2 separate regions of the Homo sapiens genome follow, and region 1 is linked to region 2. A link is an interaction called in ENCODE POLR2A ChIA-PET data of the cell type or tissue named here. Cell type or tissue: GM12878. All regions are shown on one strand. Each heading gives the region's core, and the rest is flanking DNA. Links, peaks and the distances in the headings are about the cores only. Region 1 has its middle 39 kb from the start of PSMA6. Region 2 overlaps RALGAPA1 (Ral GTPase activating protein catalytic subunit alpha 1).

The links. ChIA-PET counts read pairs that join two places held together with the same protein. Peaks named below come from ENCODE experiments on the same cell type or tissue, not always from the same donor. Only the 100,000 strongest peaks of a DNase experiment are listed, where the experiment ranks them.
Region 1: POLR2A ChIA-PET joins it to region 2 with 5 read pairs; 2 of 35 experiments call an interaction of 5 or more read pairs at or near these places.

Annotation. Positions count from the first base shown.
Region 1 is chr14:35,327,651-35,336,093 of GRCh38, forward strand. No RefSeq gene overlaps it. Among named protein-coding and RNA genes, the nearest start is that of PSMA6, 39 kb to the left of the region's middle. RefSeq lists enhancers at 4,013-4,307, 4,473-5,394, 5,405-6,014. In GM12878, for the core only: no CTCF peak of the experiment used is centred there; a DNase peak (open chromatin) is centred at 4,215; H3K27ac peaks cover 388 bases.
Region 2 is chr14:35,546,866-35,554,787 of GRCh38, forward strand. RALGAPA1 (Ral GTPase activating protein catalytic subunit alpha 1) reads right to left here. Exons shown (of 42, transcript NM_001346249.2): 40 at 2,245-2,369; 41 at 1,643-1,673. The coding sequence ends at 1,666. Among named protein-coding and RNA genes, the nearest start is that of INSM2, 17 kb to the left of the region's middle. RefSeq lists an enhancer at 3,953-4,927. In GM12878, for the core only: no CTCF peak of the experiment used is centred there; no DNase peak of the experiment used is centred there.

The DNA of each region.
Region 1 (8,443 bases), core at 2,033-7,032, 220 kb before region 2:
ACGACACCATTTACATTAGCACTAACAAAATAAAAGACTTAGGCATATATCAAAATATACACAGGATCTTTATGAGAAAAACTACAAAATTCTGATGAAAGAAATCAAAGATCTAAATAAATGGAGAGATACTCCATATTCATAGATAGGAAAACTCAATATTGTCAAGATGTTATTTCTTCCCAACTTGATCTATAGATTCAACAAATTCCAGTCAAAACTCAGCAAGTTATTTTGTGGATATTGACAAACTGATTCTAAAGTTTATCTAGAAGTGCCAAAAACCCAGAATAACCAACATGATAATGAAAACACTCAAGAAGAACAAAGTCCCCCCGGAAGACTGACACTATCTGACTATCAATACTTAATATAAAGCAACAGTAATCAAGACAACATGATATTGATGAAAGAAAAGACAAATAGATTAATAAAACAGAATAAAGATCCCAGAAATAGACCCACAAACATATAATCAACTGAACTTTGACAAAGGAACAATGGTAATTCAATGGAGAAAGAATCGTATTTTTGATAAATAGTGCTGTAACAATTGGACAGCCACATGGAAAAACATGAATCTAGACACAGGCCTTACACTTTTCACAAAAATTAACTCGAAGTGGATTATAGACTTAATGTAAAAGTTTCACATTATGAAACTTTCAGATAATAATACGAGAGGAAATGTAGGTGACTTGGGTTTGGCAATGAGTTTTCAGATACAATATCAGCAGCACAATCCATGAAAGAAAAAAATTGATGAATTGGACTTTAGTAAATTAAAAACTTGTGCTCTGTGAAAAAAACATTAAGAGAATGAAAAGACGAGCTATAGATTGGGATAAAATATTTGCAAAACACATATATGATAACTGATATCCAAAATACACGAAGGATTCCTAAAATTCAACAATGAGAAAACAATTTAAAAATTGGCAAAGGATCTAAACAGACACCTCACCAAAGAAGATAAGCAGATGGAAATTAAGTATATGAAAAGATGCTCATTGGCTGGGTGCGGTGGCTCATGCCTGTATCCCAGCACTTTGGGAGGCTGAGGCAGGCAGATCACGAGGTCAAGAGATTGAGACCATCCTGGCCAACATGGTGAAAACCTGTCTCTACTAGAAATACAAAAATTAGCTGGGCGTGGTGGCATGTGCCTATAACCCTCACTACTGGGGAGGCTGAGGCACTAGAATCACTTGAATCTGGGAGGTGGAGTTTGCAGTGAGCCAAGATCGTGCCACTGCACTCCATCCTGGCAACAGAGCCAGACTCCGTCTCAAAAAAAAAAAAAGAAAAAATGCTAAACATCATAGGCCATCAGGAATTGCAAATTAAAACAACACTGAGATGCCACTACATATCTATTAGAATGGCGAATTTTTTTTTTTTGAGATGAGTCTTGCTCTGTTGCCCAGGCTGTAGTGCAGTGGCGGGATCTCAGCTCACTGCAACCTCCGCCTCCCAGGTTCAAGCGATTCTCCTGCCTCAGCCTCCTGAGTAGCTGGGATTACAGGTGTGAGCCACTGCACCCAGCTAACTTTTTGTATTTTTGGTAGAGACAGAGTTTCACTATGTTGGCTAGGCTCGTCTTGAACTCCTGACCTCAGGTAATCTGCCTGCCTAGGCCTCCCAAAGTGCTAGGATTAAAGGCGTAAGCCAACTCACCAGTCCAAAAAAAAAAAAAGTTTTTTTAATAACAGTACCAAATACTACTAGCAAGGGTGCAGAGCAGCAGTAACTGGTGGGAATGCGAAATGGTACAGCCACCTGGAAGACAGCTGAGCAGTTCTTACAAAGCTAAACACTATTAGTGTAAAATCCAGCTTATAGCCACACAAAAACCTCACAAACAAATGTTTATAAAGCAGCTTTCTTCATAATTGCAAAAAAACAGGCTGGGCAAGGTGGCTCATGCCTGTAATCCCAGCTCTTTGGGAGGCCGAGGCGGGTGGATCACTTCTGGCCAGGAGCTCGAGACTAGCCTGGCCAACATAGTGAAACCCCATCTCTACTAAAAATACAAAAATTTTTCGGGCATGGTGGCGCATGCCTATAATCCCAGCTACTCAGGAGGCTGAGGCAGGAGAATCACTTGAACCCGGGAGGTGGAAGTTGCAGTGAGCTGAGATCGCATCACTGCACTCCAGCCTGGGTGACAGAGTGAGACCTTGTCTCAAAACAAAACAAAACAGAATAATAATAACAATTGCCAAAAACCAGAAGCAAGCAAGATGACCTTCAATAGGTGAGTGGAAAACAAACTGTTGTGCATCTATACCATGAAATATTATTCGGCACTAAAATAAAATGAGCTATCAAGCCACAAAAAGACATGGAAAAATCTTAAGTGCATATTGCAGGTGAAAGAAGCCCATCTGAAAAGGTTACTTACTGTATGAATCCAACTATATGACTTTCTGGAAAAGTAAAAACTATAGAGACAGTAAAAAAAGAATGGTTGGTGGGGTGTGGTGGCTCACACCTGTAATCCCAGCACTTTGGGAGGCCAAGGCGAGCGGATCACCTGAGGTTGGGAGTTTGAGACCAGACTGACCAACATGGAGAAACCCCATCTCTACTAAAAATACAAAATTAGCTGGACATGGTGGCGCATGCCTGTAATCCCAGCTACTTGGGAGGCTGAGGCAGGAGAATCGCTTGAACCTGGGAGGCGGAGGTTGCAGTGAGCCGAGATTGCGCCACTGCACTCCAGCCTGGGCAACAAGAGCAAAAGTCCGTCTCAAGAAAAAAAAAAAAAAGATAACGGTTGCTGGGAGTTCAGAGTGGGGTGGGAAGAAATGGGAAGTGGAGAGGGATGAATAGGTGAAACACCAGTTCAGGGCAGTGAAACCTGGGTTTGGTATGGTAATCATGGATGCATGACATTTGCCTTTATCAAACCCCATAGAAATGTACAATACAAAAAGTAAGCCTTAATATAAAATATGGACTTTAATAATAATGTGTCAGTATTAGTTCATGAATTGTAACAAATGTGCCACACCAAAGCAAGATACTGATAATAGGGAAAGTTGATGTGGGGTGGTGAACTCTCCACACAATCTGCTCAGTTTGGATGGGCGCGGTGGCTCATGCCTGTAATCCCAGCACTTTGGGAGGCGGAGGCGGGAGGATCACTTGAGCCCAGGAGCTCCAGACTAGCGTGGGCAACACAGGGAGACCCTGTTTCTACAAAAAATTAAAATATTGGCCAGGCAAGGTGGTTCATGCCTGTAATCCCAGCACTCTGGGAGGCCGAGGTGGGCGGATCATGAGGTCAGGAGTTCAAGACCAGCCTGCCCAACATAATGAAACCCCGTCTCTACTAAAAACACAAAAAATGGACAGACGCAGTGGCTCACGCCTGTAATCCCAGCAATTTGGAAGGCCAAGGTGAACGGATCACGAGGTCAGGAGATCAAGACCAGCCTGGCCAACATGGTAAAACCCCATCTCTACTAAAATACAAAAAATTAGCCATGCATGGTGGCACGCACCTGTAATCCCAGCTACTTGGGAGGCTGAGGCAGGAGAATCACTTAAACCCAGGAGGCAAAGGTTGCAGTGAACTGAGACAGTGCCACTGCACTCCAGCCTGGTGACAGAGCAAGACTCTGTCTCAAAAAAAAAAAAAAAAAAAATTAGCCAGCCATGGTGGTGTACGTCTGTAGTCCCAGCTACTTGGGAGACTGAGGCAGGAGAATTGCTTGAATCCGGGAGACGGAGGTTGCGGTGAGCCGAGATCACGCCACTGCCCTCCAGCCTGGGCAACAGAGCGAGACTCCGTCTCAAAAAAAAAAATTAAAATATTAGCTGGGCCCGGTGGCACATGCCTGTAACCCCAGCTAATTGGGAGGCTGAGGTGGGAGAATTGCTTGAGCCCAGGAGTTCCAGGCTATAAAGTTCTAGGCCCTCAGCCCTGGTCTATCAAGTCCAAGTCTCGCAGGACACTGCTGTGGGCATGAGTCTTTCGAGAGTGTGGCCCAGTCAGGCCTGGAGTATGCTACTGCTTGGGAAGCACTGTGGGCAGCGGCTGCAGGTGACAAGATCACAGTCAAGTGTATTTGGGGCTCATCCGCCTGTGCTGCTCTCTTGGTCAGTGGGCAGCTTACTGGTGTGCTGAGTCAAATGCATTTTCAGAAGGTGACCTTGTGCCTTAGGCTTATGTCATCTGTGCCTTTGCTGACGTCATCCTCGACTCCAGCAGCCAGACCAGGGGATAACAAATGCAAATGTCTAACAGTAATTAACTCTTAGCAGCAACCTCAGCCTGGGGCTCCCCTTTCCAGGGCTTGTGGCAGCTCCACCGGGCCCTGCTGCAGCCCCTTGTCATTGAGAGGCCTCTCCCACATCCAGAGATACGAGGGGAATGTAGGGAAATGTGCATTTAGACGAAGGAAATGCATTGTCCCAAATGGCAAGTGGAGTGGCATAAACTTTGGTGAAGCTGCTGACACCCCTTTATCACAAGAAGATCGTTTGGATTAGGGGTGTGCTTTCCACAGAAATCAGGCTCTGGCCTTACTGCAGGGGGGTGACCTGTAAACCTCAGAGTTAACACAGTGGTTTAGGTTTCACCGAGTGCACTACGGTGATTAAGTCTCCACTGAGGACTGGAATGAGGAAGAAAAGGAGAAGCAGAAGAAGAACAGGAAAGACCTGTTCCCTGGGCAGAAGAGGGATGATCTGGGGAGAGCCCCAGCGAACAGCCCCAGAGTGCCGGGCCTAGCTGGGGTTTTCCAGGGATAGAGGCCGTGAGCAGCAGTGCGGATGTTGGCCGCGTCTAGCCGTCTGCTTAATAACTACCTCAGAGACCTGTTTGCCCCGCTCGGTAAAACTGGGGCCACGCTGCTTGGGCAGCCTCCAGGCGCCTGGCTGCCACTTTTTCTAGGAACTTATACAAGTCCTCATCAAGAGGGAGGGCAAAAAATTGTCGGTGAAGATGGCTGTGCTGGCATTTTGTAAGTGACAGTGGTCAAGCTCTAAGTTGTGGATGGACACGGCAGGGGGCAAAATCACCTCCTCTAAAAAACGGCCTAGCGATCCTAATGGATTGGCCGTAGAGACCCATCATTGCAGGGAGACCTGGGAAGGCCACCTGCTTCCCTGTGCCTCTGTGTCCTCAGCCACCTGAGAAAGTGTACTTCAAGAGGGAACCCAGGGAAGAAGGCTGTACAGGGTCCATGTTATTGCACCATCTCCTGTCAATTTAGGAGACATTTTCTTAATACTTCTTATTGATCAACGAATATTTTTGAGCCCCTCCTGTAAGTCAGACCCTGCTCCGGGGCACAGGGTGATGACCAAGACGGACTAAGTCTCCCCAGGGGCTAAGAATTTAGGCCCTTGCAGAGTATCTCCTCCAAGTTATTGAGCTGCCACTGAGATATCTGTGGCCACTTTGCATCCTGTCTGCATCCAGCAGGGTGGCAGTCCAGGCCTTTACAGAAGCAGACTGGGCATGAAGACATTTCTTGTGAAAAACCAGCTTCCAGGCCTCCTTCCTGGGAGGGACTCTGTGAGTGCCACGCCCAGGGCCCTGCAGCAGGTCGTGAGCAGATGCCTCTAATGATTCAAAGCTACCAACAATACTGTAAGAGGCCCCTTTCCTGCCAAAGACTACGTGGAGATCCCTTCTGGGTTTTTCTTTTTCTTTTTCTTTCTCTGTGAAGTGTACTTAAAAAAACAAAAGGTCATTGTAAAACAGGGTATTATGCTGTTTCTTCTAAAGCAGGAGGGGCTGCAGGTGCTCACAGCTGATTTCTCATTTCTGAAAAACCCTAGTTCCAGGCCTACCTTGAAGGGAGGGGCTCCTGGGAGGGAGATAAATAGTCGTATGAGGCCCTGTCCAGACACTGACACACCAGACAATCCAGCAACACTGCGGGTCGGAGGACCCTGCTGAACAGGTCGTAGCCAACAGCTCCAGGTGGCTGCATCCTAGCACCAAAGCCAGGAGACAAGAGCCCTGACTACAGGGGTGCGGAAAGGGGCACTCGCAGCCCCAGGCTTCCAGCCGCCAGAATCAAGTGCTGGGACTTCCAGCTTCCCCACAGTCAGAGCCTGACTGAATTCTCAGTCCACAGCTGAGTTATTTACAGCCTCAGTTTTTCTCTTCTGAAAAAAAGGGGTATAAACCACAGGATCCATCTCAAAGAAGTGCTATGAGGAAAAAATGACACAATGCATTTAAAGTGCAGAGAAGACACCAGCTACGCTGTGGCAGCAGAGTATGGCAGCGCCCTTCCAGAACGGCTCTCTAGTGCTGTTAAGTTTCCCCAGCATCCTGACCAGTCACTACCAAAATGTGATTTCCTGCGAACATTGTCACCCAAGCAGTGTGGTCAGGCAGGCAGAAGCCAGCCTGAAGTTTACAAATGTCTCTCTTCAGCCAGGGCAGAGCAGGTGAGGCCCTGCGTCACCCGCGCAAGGCTTGTGGTTCAGCCAGGGAGACAACGTCCTACTTCTTTCAGGGTGACCATGTTCTTCCTGGGCGCTCATTTCCTCGTGACACCCATAGGCGGCAGCTTTTCCCTATGGGGGTCCCTGGCCTTTAGGGCAAGTCCTGCCCTGTCTAGAGCCTTCTCCTCCTGGAGGAGCACACACGATGGCACCAAGCTGCTCTGACCCTGCCAGGAGCCAAAACAGCCTCTGGGAGCTCCAAGGGGCGCCCCGGGCTCAGGGTCATCTCCCACACCTTCCCTTCCCATCCCGAGGCCTGCAGAGCCCTCAAGGGCTCAGTGGCCCTGGCTCAGCTGGACCCCAGCACAGACAGGGAGGCCTCTGACCTGCACCCAGAGCCTGCCTCCCAGGGCTTCCTCACCCCAGTGTCCTAGGAGGGGGTGGCACAGATGGAGAGAGGCCAGAGGCTGCCACTCAGGAGTATGTGAGTCAAGGCTTGCTTGGGAGGTAGGGGCAGAGGTGGAGATGCCCAGGGGGCCAGGAGAAAGGGGAGGAGAGATTGGGAAATGAAGCCCTTCTGGGGCTGCCAGCTCCCCTCTACAGCTTTAGGCCATGCCAGGGGGCCCTGAAGTGAGTCAGCCCCTACAGAAAGCCCAGGCTTTCTGTAGAAAAGAGTTTCGCTTTTTTTTTTTTTGAGACAGAGTCTTGCTCTGTCACCCAGGCTGGAGTGCAGTGGCACGATCTCGGCTCACTGCAAGCTCCGCCTCCCGGGTTCACACCATTCTCCTGCCTCAGCCTCCTGAGTAACTGGGACTACAGGCGCCCGCCACCACGCCCGGCTAATTTTTTTGTATTTTTAGTAGAGACACAGGGTTTCACCGTGTTAGCCAGGATGGCCTCGATCTCCTGACCTCGTGATCCACCTGCCTTGGCCTCCCAAAGTGCTGGGATTACAGGTGTGAGCCACCACACCTGGCCAGAGTTTTGCTCTTGCCCAGACTGGCCAGGCTGGAGTGCAGTGGCGCCATCTCGGCTCACTACAACCTCTGCCTCCCGGGTTCAAGCAATTCTCCTGCCTTGGCCTCCTGAGTAGCTGGGACTACAGGCACGCGCCAGCACACCCAGCTAAGTTTTGTATTTTTTTTAGTAGAGATGGGGTTTCACCATGTTGGCCAGGATGGTCTCAATCTCTTGACCTCGTGATCTGCCCGCCTCAGCCTCCCAAAGTGCTAGGATTACAAGCGTGAGCCACCCGGCCCACTATTCCAGTTATTTTAAGATGTACATAAATTATTATGTTATCATACACTAGATTTTATTGAATCTACCATTTCACATTCTTATTGAGAGTGTAACCTCTTGAAGCCTACTGGTGCAGGAGGGATTTTGCAACCTTCCTTTGGCTTTTGTCACCTATGGAAAACTACAAACCAGCTTGCCTATCCGGTGATTGGAACCAGGAGGATTGCCGGCCTTGGGTCTGGAAATCCTATCCCATGTGTCTTCCTTCCTCCCTCCCTCCCTTCCTTGGTTCCTTCCTTCCCCTGACTAGGCCCCAGAGGGGTGGGGAGGCCTTCCTGGGCCTGGCATCAGGGCTCCTGGGCTCCCAGCCAAGTGTCCAGAGGTCACTCCTCCTGGCATCTGGATCCTTCTTATCTTCCTGAGACATAGGAGGCTCCTGCTCTGGAGATGACTGAAGGGAAAACACCTGTATTTCCAGGGCCTTGGAAATAGCCTGCTCCAGCCGGCCTTCCCGGGAGAAACTGAGAAAGGACATTGGTCCGAAGCATTTCTCTTTCGGTTTGTGCTGCGCTGAGCCTGTCCTGTGATGCGGCCCTCACCAACCAAGGACTGAACGAGAGGGACTCCATGCGAACCTGCTCAGCATACAGCAGGTGCCTCGTGGATATTCTTCCCTAAGGCTCCAGGCCAGCCAAGCACTGCATTAACCAGGTTCGGATGAACTTTAGAATGTACGCATCTGAGCTGTCATAGTTTTTTGTTTTCTTGTTTTTTTGAGATGGAGTTT
Region 2 (7,922 bases), core at 1-5,000:
TAAGATTTGAGATAACTGGAAAAAAATTATTTTTCAGATTCTATGTTTTTGCTACTCTTAAGAGTAAATATTTCATTTTTATTTTGTGTTGAACTGAGAACCACTCTGATAAAAATTTATGTCATAACTATTAAAGTCTGCAAAAACTTATATAGAAACGTATTCAGTAATACTGGCACAAGTTATTTACAAGCAAAAACACCCTTTTGAAAATCAGAGTGCATATTAAAATTAGAGGATGGTTCTTAAATGCAGTGACAACTCTTAAAAATTAACTGAAAAAATCTGTAGCACAATATTAGGTTTATGTTCAAATTCACATTTTTACTACTATTTAGACAATCATAAGTGTTATTTTAAACAACTTACACAATAATTTTGTAAGACACATTAAAAATGAAGCCAACAGAACCCTGACTTGGCTGCTGTAGCATCCTTTAATGTCTCAGAAGTGAGATACTACTCACTTCCACAATACCTGGCCAAATGTGCAGGATAACATGCAAAATATGGGGAGAACATTAAGATGACAAATACGAAAGAGTACAGCTGGTAAACAACGACACATGAGAACTGAACAGCCTTTATCAATCTAAGGGGGAAAGTTAGTCCAAGTGTGGTTCTATTATCAATATTTTTCACTTGTGAAATTTATGGCTTGACTATAGGATACACAAGTGTTATTCATATCTCTTTTAATATAATCTGACATTTTATCGGACATTCTCCATTATTAAACAAGAAAATTGCCAGATATACTTAATTAGTTATTTTGCTGTTCATTAATTTAATATTTCTCTTTTACCATCTTTTTTAATGCCAAACTGGGTAATTTTGGATAGTGTCAATCCATTAAAGTGAATCTTAGACTTTTTATCTCTTTCAAAAGATTCAACCTGGTTTAATACGGTTTTGTCTTTGCTAGGTCTTTTATACTATCTGAAAGCGATCTAAATTTTTTGTAAAATTATTTTTCTAATAGCAATTTAATGATGACAGGAATGGAAACTTTAATTTCACTAACTAAATCTCAATTGAGAATTACAGTAACTTTTTCCAAATAAATTAGGCTAGAAAAGAAGTGTTGTGCCTTTTGAATTTATTTAATATAAAGAAAACTTATTTAATATAAAGAGATTTGAAGGTTTATTATGATAAACTTCAAGCATATTATGTCCTCTTTTCCTGCTTCCCTTGAATACCATTACAACAGTCATCTTTGTATTTCAGGTGCCTAGTGAAGTGCAAGGCACACAGAGAGTTATCATTTGATGAGTTAGGATATCCAATAACAATGCAACACATCACAAAATACAAAGACACACTACTTCAGTTCAATAGTACTACTTTTTCATGCTGAGAAACAGAAAAAAAAGGTCAATATAACAAGGTGTAACTAATTTCAACCAAGGGATTCTATTATTAGTTATTTTTATCCCCAAACCATGTTAGTGTTTCATGCAGACCTGGGTTAGTCAGTATAATACTGGAAAAAATTTAGTGACAATTTCTGAAATGTTTAGTATGAACCGGACAGTGTTAAGTTTACTTATTGTTTAAGTTACAAGCTTAGAGCCTGCTAATTTTGAAAAAAGGAAATGGGAGAAGAACAGAGGGTGTTTTGGTTGACACTTTGTCTTACCTTCAGATAAACAGAACTGATATTTAATGATCTAAAGAGGGAAAATAAATGAAACAATCATAAGGAGAGCAAGATATTACAGAATAGGAAGGCCACGAGTCATTTATTTTCTTACTGATTTCTTCAAAATTAATCATAAAATGCAGTACCCTCTTACACTCTTTAATTATTGTAACATAAATTACAGTATTAAGTACTTCTAAATCTAGACCAGTTATATTAGCTTTAGCTGTAAAATCAGAGATGATGGGGTGATATTCTTGGCCACAAAATTTGATCCTCTGAAGTTCAGAGTGCATGCTTAATTTGTATTTCTTTTGCAGATACTTCAGAAATGATTCCAGAAGATGCAAGAGTCATTGAATATTAGCTCATATAAAATGTGGTACATGTACTTTTATGAAGATAGTTGACTTTTTAAGGAACTGCATTTAGGTAAAAGAAACCATAAATCAAATTTATAGGCCAAATTCAAATATTAAATAGTGATTAAAAATTCATATTTCAATGATTAGAATTTTTTTCAAGCAAGTTTTTAGAACAAAAGGGTACTGCATTTCAAGTTCCAATAACAAGTAACTAATACTCGCTTTTAATCTTACCGGCATCAGATGGTAAATGGTGGTAGGGAGCTGGAGAAAAAACCTGTGCTGCAAAATCTTCAAATGTTGTTGGTTCTAAGTGGTGCTGGACAATTGTTTGCAGGTATCGTGCTCTCTCCTCATAGCTGATTTCCTTTGGTTAAGGATAAACTTAAGTGCAGCTTATACTGGAAAAAAAATCTTATCAAAAAGGACTGCTATGATTGCTAAGCCATTACTTCTTAATAAATAGAATTATTCACTAATTATTCTTATATATTGTTAACAGTATGGCTTTTTAAAGTGCAAAAATATAGTTTTTAATGTATGTTTACTCTTCATGATCCCAGTATAAATGACAACTTAACAGGGAGACATTTATTAGATAATAATTACAATAATACTAAACTACTGAAATGAAGGAAGTTAACAGTTTACTTGAGAAAGGATTCAATTTCTATCAGGAGTCTAGGCTGAAATTTATATCGGCCTAGGCTCATCTTATCTTGTTAATCAGCTTCCATCTGCAGATTTACTCTCAAAAGCCACGCAAGAAACATTGTAATGTTGCTTAAGATACTACGTCCAAAATTCTGTTTTTCATTTGTAAAGATTTATTGTGAAAAATTCCTACATATCTTCTTCTTTTTCTAAAATCCCTGCATTTTCTCAACAATTGTTCTCATTTTGAATGGAAGATTACTGTTGCTGTAATCCTCGAATAACTCCATGTGGTTAAGATAAATACATAGCTGAATCTGTATGCTGGGAAAAAATACCTAGTCAATTATAACACTGAAACAAGCAGGAATATTTGCAAAGAGTCCACAGGACTCCTAAATACTGTCTAACAAAGCATCTCCAGGGCACTGACACTGACAGAAAAATACTGTAGTTCCTTTTCACCACATTTTCTTCTCTGATATTATTGACAAGCAACCAGTACCTTGAAGCGTTGTTGCTTTTGAACAACCCACTCCAGGCTTCCTGTTTCAGCAGGCCTGATTGTGCTGTTAGCACAGAGAGGGCGAGAAAGAGAGAGAATATTTCTGTTGTTCACGAAAGCAACTATGGAAATGGCTGTCAAAATGTAGAGCAGCAGGCAGCAACATACAATTATCAGGAAAAACTCACATGCTGACTTCATGTCATATAGTTCCTGAACTGAGAAATCAGTTAACCTTTCTTTTAAAACTTTTAAAAGTTTCCCTGTGGTACTCAGTGTGCTATGCTGACAGGCTTTACATAAGACATTTAAATAAGGATAATAAAAATTTGTCTACTTGTTCTTCTTTTTTTCCACTGAATTTTTCCCCAAAGTCCACTTTAATATTTTCCCTCAAAATTCCTTATTTTTTAAAAAAATGCAATTTAATTATTATATAGTTCTAAAACTCTAGAAATTGTAGACTAAGCCAAGACCCAAAAAAATAATTTGAGAGGAAGATAATTTTAAATAATTCAATGGGAGATACCATGGCCAGTTAGTTATATTTACAAGTTCACTGAGTAAGAAGAGAAAAAAAAAGTATAAGAGTTAAAGGCAAGACTATATTCATTATGCACTTGACTTTGATTGTGGTAACTTTTGCTAAGTGGCTTTCATATTACAATTTATCTGCTTCTATTACAATTTATCTTATGTATCAAATATTAAAATAACCTTGAATCCCAATTCTATTACCTTCCATTCTGTACACTGGGGGTGAACTTCAAAAGAATTTTACTTTTGAGGTGGGAAGCAATAGGACAAGATGCATATTAAAATGATCAGCATCAAGGATTTTACATGAGGATAATACGGACATTTTTGAGTCTTAACATAAACAAGTAATATGGCACACTTTTAAAGGGGGTATATGGTTATAAATAGAAGAGGATGAAACTGATGGTACAATCTAAATAATACCACATATCTCACAACTTGTTGGAAAGTACTTTTTTCATTGGGGGAGATTCACAGCTGCCGAATTTTCTGCAGTTAATAGAGTCCTTTGATTCACAGCAGTGCCCCTTGTACAAAAAATACTGGCCTTTGTGTATTACCAGAAACTAATTTTCTATTTGGCTGAAAAGGGAAAAATGGGGTTATTGCTTCTCCCTCCTACAGAGCTTTTCATTATGCCTGATGCACTCAACTTCTAAGCTCTTCTGAGAAAAAAAATAACTGAAGAGGCAAGAGGTAGAAAAATGAGCTTGTTAGCACATTAGAAGTGAAGTATCTTGGTGGGCCCTAGAAATTCCCAGTGGTGTGTTAACTTATCACTCTATGCATGCTGGCACTGATAGTCTTCCAATTGATCACTCTCTTTTCGCACCAAAGGTGCTGCCAGGAAGCAAAGGCTGAAGGCCCACAGGAGAACAGTCTGCTATCAAAACAAGCTGTTTTTAAAAGTCTGCTTGAATGGGTAAAATGCTTCATGAAAAGTAGGGTGGAGACACCTACCTGCTTTTAAAAATGTTCTACTTTCAGAGGGCCTATAAATGAAATATTTTACATTATATTTAGAATTTATATAAAAATTAGGCAGAAAGAAAGCAAATGTTAATATTTCTAAAGCAGGGGAGGATATTTCCAATGTAGTAAATTCATCAAAGCAAGAAAATGATTATCTAGCTAAAATACATTTTGCAGACTAATTCTACTTCCTTATACAAAGAGGCTTATAAAATGGAAAAAATCCTAATACACAGCTGCACAAAACTAAAATTATCCAGATATAACATACTCATTTTGTATAAAAAATATATTTAATACATTTACAATAAATTAATTAAATTTCATTAATGAAAACAATGCTTTCTAAAATTATTTTAAAAGTTCAAGTCAGGATGGCAGAGTGAAGGGAAGCAATCATTAACGGTTGAATTTAAATGAAAAAACTACAGTGCTCATCACTTATTAGGTAAGTTTCCTTTTTGGGGGGTCAAACACTGTTAGCTTGGTAAAATAACTATATCTAAGGTAAATCACTTTCTAAAAGCTAAATGATCTTTATAAGTTTCCCAGTTTGATGTAGCCAAATAAATAAATAACAACATGAAAACAAGCCAACCCAATCTACAGGACTTACATCCCCCCCCGGCCCCCGCTTTTTTTACTTCTGAAAACATGTATTAAGGAAATATAATAAACTCTAAGCACTTAGACCACAGTTCTGAGTCCACAACGAGGTGCTTTTTGTGATTGAGATGATTAAAGTTCCAAACAGTGCTGTTAGAATCTGCAATTGTAATCATCCAAAGCAGTTAATTCCTATATCTCATTATAATAGGTTAGACACTTACTCCATAAAAGGCATCTCTCTAGGGAAGAGTTATTAGTACATATACATTGAGTGGCACACAAACTCCACAGCTGGCAACAACAGGACAACTCAAGCTATCGTTTTATATGGTGAGTGCCTGTTGCCATTGGCATTGAAATTAAAAAACCGAAATGGATAAGATGATAAAAAGGTGAAGGTAAATAAAAAAATTCAGAACAAAAATTTAAAGTACAAATCTAAGTTGAAGTAAGCAGATTTTGGTTGTAAATTTAAAACAACTCAAGCCAAAATTAGCTAATAAAAACCATTTGATGAGGGAGACTTTTAGCTAGTAGGAATCTTTAATACAGAACTAGCCAATCAAAAAAAAAAAAAAAATAACACACAGGTGCTGCAATCACAGCAATATAATTATCCACTAATCCTCCTTCCGCTTTCTACAAAAGGAAAAAAGGGGGGAAGGAATATTATTATTCTAAAAATAAGGGAACAAAATGTCTATAGCGTAAAGAAACAGTTTAAATGTAATCTGTAATTCATTAATATTAAGTTAACATCATTACATATTTTAAATTATTACTCTTGATTTTAAGCTTCAAGACCAGCTATTAAGAAACTGGGTTCAATTTCAGACTGATCCTGGAAAGATAAGCATAAATTTTCTGTGCCATAATTTATCTGTATGTTAAATGGGGATACATCTGTAAGTTAAGTGGGGATACCATCACCTGCTCACTTCATAGGGTGTTGAAGATAAAGGATACAAATACGGGGTAACACAAAAGTGCCCTGACACCTGTCCTGAAATACTTTATTTTGACCTTTGGCTCACATCTTTGTAAACAGCAGGTGCTGTCTCTAGGAGGGCAATTTTTGATGTCAGTTTAAGAAATATACCTGTATTCATGTGCAAGAACTCTTTGATAATACTACTACTATTTCTTGTTTGCGGCACGTACAGAGAGGGAATTTTGACTTATTCTGATGCAAGGAAACTGATTTCTCATGGAGGAAAAGGACAAAAGATACTGCAGAAGGTTATGCAGTATCAAGTATTTCAACTTTATTAACACATAAAAGAATAGATAAAGGTAGATTTGGTTTTAAAGAAGCAACACCTTTCGTTCTCCACAATAATTTTATTAATCTGGTAATTGTGAACTGCTTGTAATGTTAGAAAAGGGAAAGCTTTCAGTTTTGTAATTCCATGGCACAACCAGTAGGCTGTATAAACATTCAGTTCAAATCTAATTTGTGACTAGTCTGAAAGAAATGGAAATGTGTGTGTGTGTGTATATATGTATGCGTATACATATGTTATACACAAGAATGAATATAAGGTATAATTTTCACAAAAAGGAATTATAAAAATTACAACTTGTAAGCAGATATCAAAAATCTGTATAATTGCTTATTTTCCTCTTAAGTTCAGGTTTCATGTTTTATTTCCTAAACAAGAAAAAACGATTGGCTCATTTTAAAATAAAGGCAAGTATAAAGTGTTTATATCTGTGCTCAATGGCATAGTCTCAGGGATTTAAGGCCCATTCTGAAATTCTTAATTTAGTAAGCACTTCCCTACACTCATATATTTCTATGGCTTCTTTGCAGTTTCAGCACTTAGGAATTTTATCTCCCTTCTCTAGACAGAAGATTCCAAAAATAGTAAGCACAGGAAGAGGGAGTGTTCCAATAGTTACTTAGAAATGTTGCCTACTGATTTAAAAAAAATTTTTGGTGAGTACAACTTAAATCATATTTGAGTTGTAACTTAAAGTAGCTGAAATCTGAGTACTACTTAAGTTGAGCAGATTAGAGTAAATTATTCAATACTCATAAAGTTTGTAAGGTTGGTAGCCTGAAATTGGCTATGGTGAGTTTCCACATCATACATCTTGAAGATTGCTGCAAAACGCCCACCTGCCAGGTCCCCTTTAGAGAACTCTTTCCTTAGGCTTGTTCTTCTACTAAATACACTTTCTTTTTTTTTTTTTTTTTTTTTTTTTTGAGACGGAGTCTCACTCTGTCGCCCAGGCTGGAGTGCAGTGGCGGGATCTCGGCTCACTGCAAGCTCCGCCTCCCGGGTTCACGCCATTCTCCTGCCTCAGCCTCCCAAGTAGCTGGGACTACAGGCGCCCGCCACTACGCCCGGCTAATTTTTTGTATTTTTAGTAGAGACGGGGTTTCACCGTTTTAGCCGGGATGGTCTCGATCTCCTGACCTCGTGATCCGCCCGCCTCGGCCTCCCAAAGTGCTGGGATTACAGGCGTGAGCCACCGCGCCCGGCCTAAATACACTTTCTTAAGAAATAGTTTTTATACCCGATTCTTGGGGGCAGATTTGGTGGTTCTTCAATGTTACTTCTTCACTTTAGAGACTACTAATCCAGCCATTCTACTTATGTTATTGAAATTTTTATGATCCATTTTG